Regions from separate parts of the Homo sapiens genome. Here region 1 is linked to region 2. Evidence: read pairs that join two places in POLR2A ChIA-PET (ENCODE). Cell type or tissue: GM12878. All regions are shown on one strand.

Evidence for each region. ChIA-PET counts read pairs that join two places held together with the same protein. Peaks named below come from ENCODE experiments on the same cell type or tissue, not always from the same donor. Only the 100,000 strongest peaks of a DNase experiment are listed, where the experiment ranks them.
Region 1: POLR2A ChIA-PET joins it to region 2 with 11 read pairs; 2 of 35 experiments call an interaction of 5 or more read pairs at or near these places.

The regions. Positions count from the first base shown.
Region 1 is chr1:94,515,878-94,520,877 of GRCh38, reverse strand. It overlaps ABCD3 (ATP binding cassette subfamily D member 3), which reads right to left. Exons shown (of 23, transcript NM_002858.4): 23 at 2,215-3,826. The coding sequence ends at 3,749. Among named protein-coding and RNA genes, the nearest start is that of F3, 23 kb to the left of the region's middle. In GM12878, no CTCF peak of the experiment used is centred here; no DNase peak of the experiment used is centred here.
Region 2 is chr1:94,424,039-94,429,038 of GRCh38, reverse strand. All of the region lies in intron 1 of ABCD3 (ATP binding cassette subfamily D member 3), which reads right to left. Among named protein-coding and RNA genes, the nearest start is that of ABCD3, 8.2 kb to the right of the region's middle. In GM12878, no CTCF peak of the experiment used is centred here; no DNase peak of the experiment used is centred here; H3K4me3 peaks cover 916 bases; H3K27ac peaks cover 296 bases.

The DNA of each region.
Region 1 (5,000 bases), 92 kb before region 2:
AGAAATGTTACACTGCTTGACTGACCTTTATCATTACGAAATGTCCCTCTTTATTTCCAGAAATGCTCACTGTCTTAAAGTCTAATTTGTCTGATATTAGAATAGTTATCTAATAAAAGATTCATATCCAGAATATAGAATATCTGGAATAGAACATTATTTAAAAGAGGGCCCAGAGACTAAATAGGCACCTCAAAAAAGAGGACATCTAGATAGCCAATAAACATTAAATGAGTTCAACCTCATTAGTCATCAGGGAAATGCAAAATGAAACCACAATGATGGCTGAAGATACATTAAGTAAAAATAAAAATTAAAAAAAGAACACTGGGAATACCAAATCTTTGCAAGGACTAAGAAGACCAGAATTCTTACACACTTATGGTGGCAGTGTAAAAACTGAACAACTTTGGCAGTGCCAAAGCTGAACACATTCCACTCCAGAAATGCACACACATGTGCACCCAAAGACATGCATAAGAGTGTTTCTATGAAGTGTTCCTAACAGCTCCAAACAGAAAACAACCCAATGCCCATCAATGGGAAGAGGAATACATAGCCTATTCAATATAGAGATGCTGCTGGTCTTACAATGGAGCTGCATCGCAATAAACTCACAGTAAGTCAAAAATACGTTAAGTCAAAAAATGCATTTAACATCCAGGTAAACCCATCATAAAGCTGAAAACTTGTAAGGTGAACCCTCTGTTAAGTCAGGGATGGTCTGCAATTAACCATTATACAGCAATGAAAGTGAAGGAATTATGGTCACACTTACCATGGATCAATCAGCCTCACAATACTGAGGGAAAGAAGCCATACACAGAAGGGTATCTAATATATATAAAGTCCAGAAACAGGCAAAACCAATTTATGTGATAGAAGTCAGGAGCTAATAATTGGAAGAGAACAAGAAGGAGCCTTTAGTGCTGTAACAATGTTCTATTTCATTTGGTGTTTGGGTGTGGTTACCAGTGTGTATGCTTTCTTATAAATTTATCAATGTTTTTGTACATATACTACAATAAAATGTTTACAAATTTAAAAAATGATTTAACTACATGAGGGGATGTGGCAGAAACAAAGGTGGTAGGGAATGTCTAAAATTGATAAATCAAGAAATGGCTATAAAGGCATATTGTTTAAAAAAATGAAATGCAATTACACCAACTAGAAGAGTTTAAAATCGTTGCTCCTAAGGTTTGGAGGGGATTGCTTTTCAGTTTTTTTGGCACTTTCTTAAAGTGACATGCATATGTTATGTATATGGAAATGGTCAGAACATTCCAATTCTTCACAAAGGAAAAATCACTAATGTAGGTTTAAAAAAAAAGAGACAGCTTCCTGCAGCTAACAATGTCAAAGTCCATCTGTTAGAAGAAAATTCATTCTGCTTCTCAGCACAAATTATGATTTTAAACACCAAATTTAAAAGTTAAAACTTTACATAAAGTAATGCCAGATGCTATCATATCACCGGTTTTAAGCCAAATGTTAATCATTCAGAAAGGGGAGAAAGAGACAAATGCTAGATATATTTTATTCTATTAATGCAAAACAAACTACCATTGCTGTTTCATACTTATTTTCTCATTATATAAAAAGTAAAAACTTATTATGAGAACACGGTGATATGTCTTGGCATGCAGCGTGGTGCTCATGGATGAAAGTTCTTATTCTTTGGTTTATTCTTCGGATTAAACTACCATTTCCCACTGCAGTTTCTGGAAGGTGTTAATAGGAATTATGTAGAAAAAGATGTTCCGTGGTCAATCATGTTTTTGAACCAATGGATTTCTTTACTGTGGGTCTTCGAAGAACCACTATTATGTTAATGTGATTCTCCAGAAGGATCTTCCTCTGTGCCTCAAATGGTGAGGCACTGTAATATTTGTTACATAAAAAAGAAAATAATTAAGAAAAAAAGCCCAAATTGTTGTTGTTGTTGTTTTGATGGCAAGAATCATAACAAAAGCAATTATAAGGCAGCTAGGAGAATACTTCTACGAGTAGGTTTAAGGTAACCCAGAAATCTGAAAATCTGAAACTTTCCCATGCCTTAAAATCTTTTCCAAGACGAATAGTATCTTTTAAGGTCTCCTGGCTGTTTGGTAGCATTTGTCAGGTACACAGATTTTACTGAACTTTTCTAAAAGAGAAATTCATTCAATTAAAAACCACACTTGGCAAAACTTTAAAAAAGAGACACTGTGCTAAAAGCATTTTCTGAATTTATTTTTGTGTTTTTCAAGTCAAGATTAAACTATCTATGTTTTCAAGTCAAGGCTGAATTATAAATGAACTTCTCAGTATTTAGATACCAGAATAAAAAGAACAAGCAAAGGTTGTATAGGATATCTGAGTTTTTTTTTTTTTTTTTTAATCTGAACAGAAAATAAGTATACAAGTTCGCTAAACAGAAGTGGTAAAAATTGAATGTTATGTATTATGGAATTCAGTACATCAGTTTACTTCGGTAGCCAGTGATTGTTATAGTTAATTCTGCAAAAAAACAAAACCAGTTATGCAAAAACAAGAGTACAAAATGCCCCTTTCTGAAGCTCAGTTTGAGAAACTGATTTCGTATCTAGCTTATTGATTATACTCAGTTTCAATTCTCCCTGTGCAAATAATACATAAAGTCATTAATGATGATTTGATGAACTGAAATCATCTTCGCTTAGGATCGTTTGACATCATAACCCAAATATAAAAAAGTTATTCAAGATTCACAGAGATAAAACAGTGCCTCGGAAACATAATTCACCCATGTATATATAATAATTTTAGAACATACTTTTTAAACATAAAATCACAGTCAAAGACAGTGATAGCATTGCATACTCAGTGCATTATTTCATGTAGTGCCTTCCTATGGCTCATTTGGAGTTTAATACCAAATAACCACCACACTTCTAATGAATGGGCTTCTAACACACACAAATTTGTCTAATTCTCTTAAAAATCTAGAACTCTTATAAGACCTTGAGCCTGGCATGTTAAGGACTTTGTGTTTTAATATCCCAAACATTGGGAAGATTAGGTGTGATACATGGTAACCCCTCCTTGTAAGCAAGACTGCACATATACTTTAAACAACTCAATACTGCAGACTGAGAGGGGTACATTTATCATTTAGTTAAGGAAAACCAAAATGGCTTTTCCTGGAGTCAAATGCACTCCAAGACACACACAAGGAATGAGTATTACTGTGGCAGCTAAAGAAATCTGCCACTGTATAATAAACGCTGTTATGCAATGATGTTAAACATTTAAATAATACATTATGATTTGTTTCCAACTACCACAGGGCACAGGAAAATGAAACTGAAGACTATCTTGCTAGAACAGGACAAATGATGACCCAGTTTTAAATAGGGTTCTTCACTGAAGGAAAAGATAGAGCCATAAAAGTCCAATTAGCTGACTTCGAATGGTTTACATCCCAGGATGAATCAGGTTACAGTGATTGAAGCCCAATTTAATTTAGGCAGGTTTTTAACCACAAGAATAAGGACATTCTTAGTACATATTATTAATTAAACCAACATATACACAATTAGCAATATCCTATATAATATTAAATGTTTTAACAACTTGTTCTCCATTATTCTGTATCTAGTTAATTTGTTGCTTTGTTTTTTTTTTTAAAAAAAACTAAGCTCAACTTTATTTTACAATGTACTTTGCCTTTCTAAGTATATTCTGTAATTATTTCACTGAAGCAGGTATAGTTCTCCAGATTTCTCTAAGAGCCAAACTCAACTGTATCTTCTGTTATCTGTTTGAATTCATAGTTGCCTCTGCCATCCATATGCAGGTAGTACTATGGGAAAGAAGGGGGAAAAAAAGTCAGTAACTAAGAGTGAATATAGTACTGTCTTTTATGAAAAGTAAAATACAGACTTCCTCATTATTTTAAGGGAGCTAAATCTATAAGCATCCCACAAATCAGAATGCTTCCGTAACTCCATGACCAAGGATCTCAGCTACCAGTAGGTTAAACTGTGCTAAATGCAAGACTGTTCCATAGGTCAGTCAGTATTGTTTCCTGTAGCCTGATTTCCTAATCAGCTTGAAATCTCCAGCTTAAGGCTTTTTATTTGTTTTTAATTTAGTAGAGGGGAAAAAGAGCTATAAAAACTGCCGATATATCCTAACCTCTGAAGACACAACAGCAGTTACAAAGCCTTCTGTTTTTATTTAGTGGCTTATTTTCAGAAAGCTTTCTGAGTTTCCATTTTCTGTATTACTATTTCTTAGCTATCCTGGCCCCTCACATTCTAGTTGTGTTCCCCTCCTTCACATGATCACTGGCGTGATGATTATTTTGCTACTTGTCTATACCTCCAAAAGAAGAGGAAGGGTGAAACCCAAATGCTCTCAATTCCTCTCAATGTCCTATGGCTATAATACTTATGAACTTCCGAGAAAACATAAAGGCTTGGCTATATTTTAAATGCCTTTGATTTCTAGTTATTCAATTTCCTGCTCAGTTCATGAAAAATTGACAAGTTATAATATGCCATAAAATAATAAAAGCTATCTTTAAAAGTCACACAGTTATATAGAATTTCACTGAATTTTATTAAGTACTTTCATATAGGCTACCTGTCTAATTTTCATGGTAATCTAAGAGATAGGAAGGTAAGGCTCAATAACTTCATTATACAAAGGAAGCAACTGAGGCTAGAAACTTTGGTGCCTGAACCCAGGCTCTCTGACTTCAAATCCTATGCTCTTCATTTTATCACTTGTAGACTATCATCTACATCCTAAAGTTCTTGAAGGTAAAAACTGTAATTAATTTGCATCCCTCATGACACTTAGCTCAGTATCTGGCAAAAAAAGGTCCTTAATCAGGTATGTATTTTGTGGAACAAGGCACCTTTACCATTATTCCAATTTTTCTCAAATCCTTGCTTTTACCTAAAATTTCTATATCATTTAGGAAGGAAAAGAAGGAAAGAAGAGAAGAAAGGAAAGAGGGAAGGGGGAAA
Region 2 (5,000 bases):
AGCCTGGACCTTATTGCTCATATCACTATCAGCATTTTTGTCAAAGCCATTCAGCAAGTCTCTAGGGAGTTCCAAATTTCCCACATTTTCCTATCTTCTTCTGAGCCATCCAAATTGTTCCAACCTCTGCCTGTTACCCAGTTTCAAAGTCACTTCCACATTTTCAGGTATCTTTTGAGCAATGCCCCACTCTACTTGTACTAATTTGCTGTATTAGTCTGTTTTCATCCTGCTGATAAAGACATACCCGAGACTGGGCACTTTACAAAAAAAAAAGGTTCAATTGGACTCACAGTTCCACATGGCTGAGGAGGCCTCACAATGCTGGTGGAAGGCAAAGAGGAGCAAGTCACATCTTATGTGGATGGCGGCAGGCAAAAAGAGCTTGTACAGGAGAACTCCTCTTTAAAAAACCGTTCACTATCACGAGAACAGCATGGGAAAGACCTGCCCCCATGATTCAATTACCTCCCACCAGTCCCTCCTACAACACAGCCAAACCATATCGTACTATGTCTCACATTGCTTACTTCATACATTTAAGAAGCTGTATAAATATTTTTAAAATAGTGACATGCAATGATACATTATAAACATAACATGTTGACTAAATTATTATTTACCTAGAGCAGTTGCCTCATTCTACACAGTGCTTTTTAATGCCAATAAATGTATTAATAAAATATTAAAGTCCAAATAATTTAAGCATAGAGTAAATCATATAATCCACTTTTATGTCAATTATTATAGTACCATTATAGTGGTGAGACGGCTACATCTATTTACAGATATCAAACTAGCTGATTATGCTTTGATGAGCTTTATTTTCAATTTTATACTTTATTAACTTAACTGCATTCACTCGGGCCTGCTAATCTAGCAAACTGATAAGAAAGGTGTGTTTAAAAAAACACTTTTCCATTTCTCAATCTTGTGGCAAAAAAATAAAAAATAAAAAAAAAAACAAAACACCTTTTAGCATACTCCTATTTTACCTAAGAAGGCTTCAAACCATCTTAATATTTATAATAGTTCCACTGTATTACATAAATAGCAGTTATCCAAAGAATTTTATCCTTAACTTTATAGAAGGCTATATTCTTGACAGAGATGCCTAAAACAAAAGTGACTTACTCTTAAAAAGAATGTTATGATGAAAGCCATGTTTTTAAGCAAGGGCCTGATGCCTAATTTTATGTAGAAATAATATAAATGCCATTTTAAACAACAGTTACATAAAAATCTTTCCAAAAGAACTAATAGGGTCGAGCACAGTGGCTCATGCCTGTAATCCTGATACTTTTGGGAGAACAAGGCAGGCGATCGCTTGGAGACCAGAAATTCGAGACTAGCCTGGTCAACATAGTGAAATACCATTTCCCGTAAAATTTTACTTAATTTAGCAGATAAAATTCCAAAGAAAATGTAGGAAGATCCTATCTTTCTCCTTCATAATTCAAGTTCATATTACATTGAAACAGATTAGAAGGTGATATTCATCAGGTCATGGATGAGTGTGATGTTGATCCTAGGAAAAAAGTTACAACTTACTTATCTAAATGGGCAGTATGGCATGGGTACTTAGAAGGAAGTGGTAACTTTTAGGAGAAAATATGAATTCACCAAAAAACTATGTCAGACTAAGGTCATTCTTTTCTTTGAAAGGGACCACGAAATTTTTGTAAATTTTGTTCACTATGCTACAAAGCATTTGATGATAAACAAAATCAGGGTTTCTGCCCTTTCCATGTAAGAGACCAAGGCTAATACAGTTCTAGGGTCTACCTTCACACCTCTGTGACAGGAAAGAAAGACCCTTCCCCACACCAGCTCCAGCAGAAACATCCCAAAAGAGGACTCTGGCCCAGTATGCATCAGGTTATGGATACTGTCAGAATGCCAGGTCTACTACCAGAAGGAAATGTGTGAAAAGATGCTGGTAAGTTAAAAATGAGAGCCAATACAATAACCAAAGGGTGTCAATTAATAGAAAGATTATAGTGGTGTAAACATACTGTTCTATACTCAGTCCTGTCCAATCAGTTTTTTAAGTTTGTTAGGAAAACATACAGAAGGAATAGTAATTAATTGTGCAGATCAAAAAGTTTCAGAGGGAAGAAGTAATGTGCCCAACCAAAAATAAGTATAAAGACCTGCACCCAGGTTTAAAAAAAAAAAAAAAAAAAAAAATTCAGGCTGGGCGCGGTAGCTCTCACCTGTAATCCCAGCACTTTGGGAGGCCGAGGTAGGCAGATCACCTGAGGTCAGGAGTTCAAGACCAGCCTGGCCAACATGGCGAAACCCCATTTCTCCTAAAAATACAAAAAAATTAGCTGGGTGTGGTGGCGGGTGCCTGTAATCCCAGCTACTCGGGAGGGTGAGGCAAGATAATCACTTGAACCCGGGAGTCGGAGGTTGCGGTAAGCCAAAATTGCACCACTGCACTCCAGCCTGGGTGACAGAGCAGGACTCCATCTCAAAAAAAAAAAAATCAAACACATCAAGGTGAGGAGGGGGAAAGAAGGGAAAACCATTGTGAAAGCTAAATACAAGTGAAAAATATTTGAGAGTCATAAAAATGAATGTAACTTCATGCTATTTTAATGAAAGCTTAACATCTTAGGATCTTTAATGAAAGCTTAGGACAAGGTAGGTCACAGTTCTCTGCTAGTGTGCCAGTGAGAAGACACTTTGAATGCCGAATTCCATTTAGCAATGCCTCTTTAAAAGGTGGAGAAATAAAGACTGTCATATTCAGGAAGCAGCAACTGAAAAAATACAGAAACCTAAAACCATGTCACATAAAACTAACTTAAGATACTTTCCAACTCTGAAAGTAAATGATTCTATCAATTGAAAAAGGCTTCCTTTGGGAGATTTTCATGGGTGTATCTGAGGAAATTAGGAAGGCTCGGGAGTTTTTAAGAAGCTAACAAAGGTATGTTTTGTTGTCCTTTTAGTTTTCTTTTAGCAAGCATAGAAATGAGAGCTACCTTTTATTTACTGAGCACTGGGTTAAAACGTTTTCTCCATTAATCCTCACTTAACTGCTGAGTGAGTGAGTAAATACTACTATCCCTGTTCTACTGAGGTTCAAAGAGGTTAAGTAAATTGACCAAGGTCACAGATCTGACAAACGGCCAAAGGAAAAATTGAACCTACATCTGACTCTAAAGACTATTCTTTAACACTATGCCAAACTACCTCCATAATAAAGATCAAGTAGCTGCACAAAAAAATGTTCATTTTTGCAAATTATAAAATACGTGCAAATTAAAATAATCTTTCAAGACTATTTTGCATCCGTAAAGTAGAAAAAAATTTAAATATCCCCTAATGATGAGTAGGTAATTAAGTCAGCATTCATTCATAGTACTGCAAATTGGCACAACTCATGAAAAGTAATACATCAACCTGTGTAGTTTAAGAATGCCCACAGTTTCCACAAACACTAAGGAAATTCATAAGCCTCCATTCATTAATCCTACTTCTGGCAATTTATTCCAAGGAAGTTATTCAGCAGAGATGAAAATGTTCACTTGCAAAAATACACCAGTATAATCCATAAAAATTCCAGAGACAGTCTAGATCCTCAATAGCTAACAGGAAAATAAACTAAGATATTGTCACACAGAGGAATATTTACGTATTTCTTTAAAAGTATAGTTATGAAGGTCATGTACAGGGAAATATAGGAAAGAGGTATGCTTTAAATGAAAATAACAAAACATGTACGTTATAACTGTAAAAATGCACATAAATACAGAATAAAAGGAAACAAAAATAAAACAATATTTGTATTATGGTTATAACATTATGGATGATTTTTAATTTTCTTAAATTGTCTTTAATGTTTACACTCTATTAAACTGTCAAAAGCAGGTGATGATAGCATTTTTTTAAGTTTCTGAGACTTGCTTTACCTGTACATATAGGGGGTATAAGTGGTCCAGCTCCTAAAGAGCTCATAAATATACTAAAGACAACATTTACATTTGTAGCAAAAAGAATGTGTTATTTAAAACAATAGTAACCACAGCCCCCAAAAAATGAGAATCTCATTTGTTGTTGTAGAGTCAAACAAATATGAGTGTCTACTATATATTCCAGCCACAGTTCTAGCCACTGGGGCTATAACTGTGAATAAAATAGACAAAAATTCTTGCCTTTGTGGAACTTAAATGCTAGCAGTATGTATATACTGCAAACATATACAACAGACAAGATAAATATGTAAAATATATAGCATATTTTATAGTGATAAGTGCTAAGGAGAAAAGTAAAGTCTGGAAGGTAGACAGGATGCTATTTTGAGTGGCAGGGGCCAGGCACAGTGGCTCTTGCCTGTAATCCCAGCACTTTGGGAGTCTGAGGTGGGAGAATCGCTTGAGCCTAGGAGTTCGAGACCAGCCTGGGCAACATAACGTGACCTTGTCTCTACAAAAAATATTAGCCAGGTGTGGTGACGTGTGGCTGTAGTCCTAGCTACTTGGGAGGCTGAGGTAGGAGGACTGTTTGAGCCTGGGTGGCAAAGGTTGCAATGATCCAAGATGGTGCCATTACACTCCAGCATGGGTGAGAGAGTGAGACCCCGTCTCAAAATAAATAAATAAATAAAAATAAATCGAATGGCAATAGAAGGTCTCACTAAAAGGATGTCTGAAAAAAGACTGAAAGAGTGGGGAGAGTAAGCAATGTGAGTATCTGAGGAAAGAGCACTTCAGGCAGGGGAAACAGCAAGAGCAAAAGCCTTGAAATAGAATGCCTACCCAAGGATGTGAATGTGCCAGTAACTGGGACATATAATTAATTAAACAACCTGTACTCAGTTCCCCCTAGCAGACCACAGACAGCTACACAGTTCTCAGAACACTGCTCTGGGCCTGATCTGCCTCAGTTGGGTTCAGTACACAGCTACTTTGGCTGGCAAATTCTTCAATGCTTTTTTTTCCATCCAAGGTTGCTTAAGCATCTCTTTTTTATTTTGAGGATCCAAACGG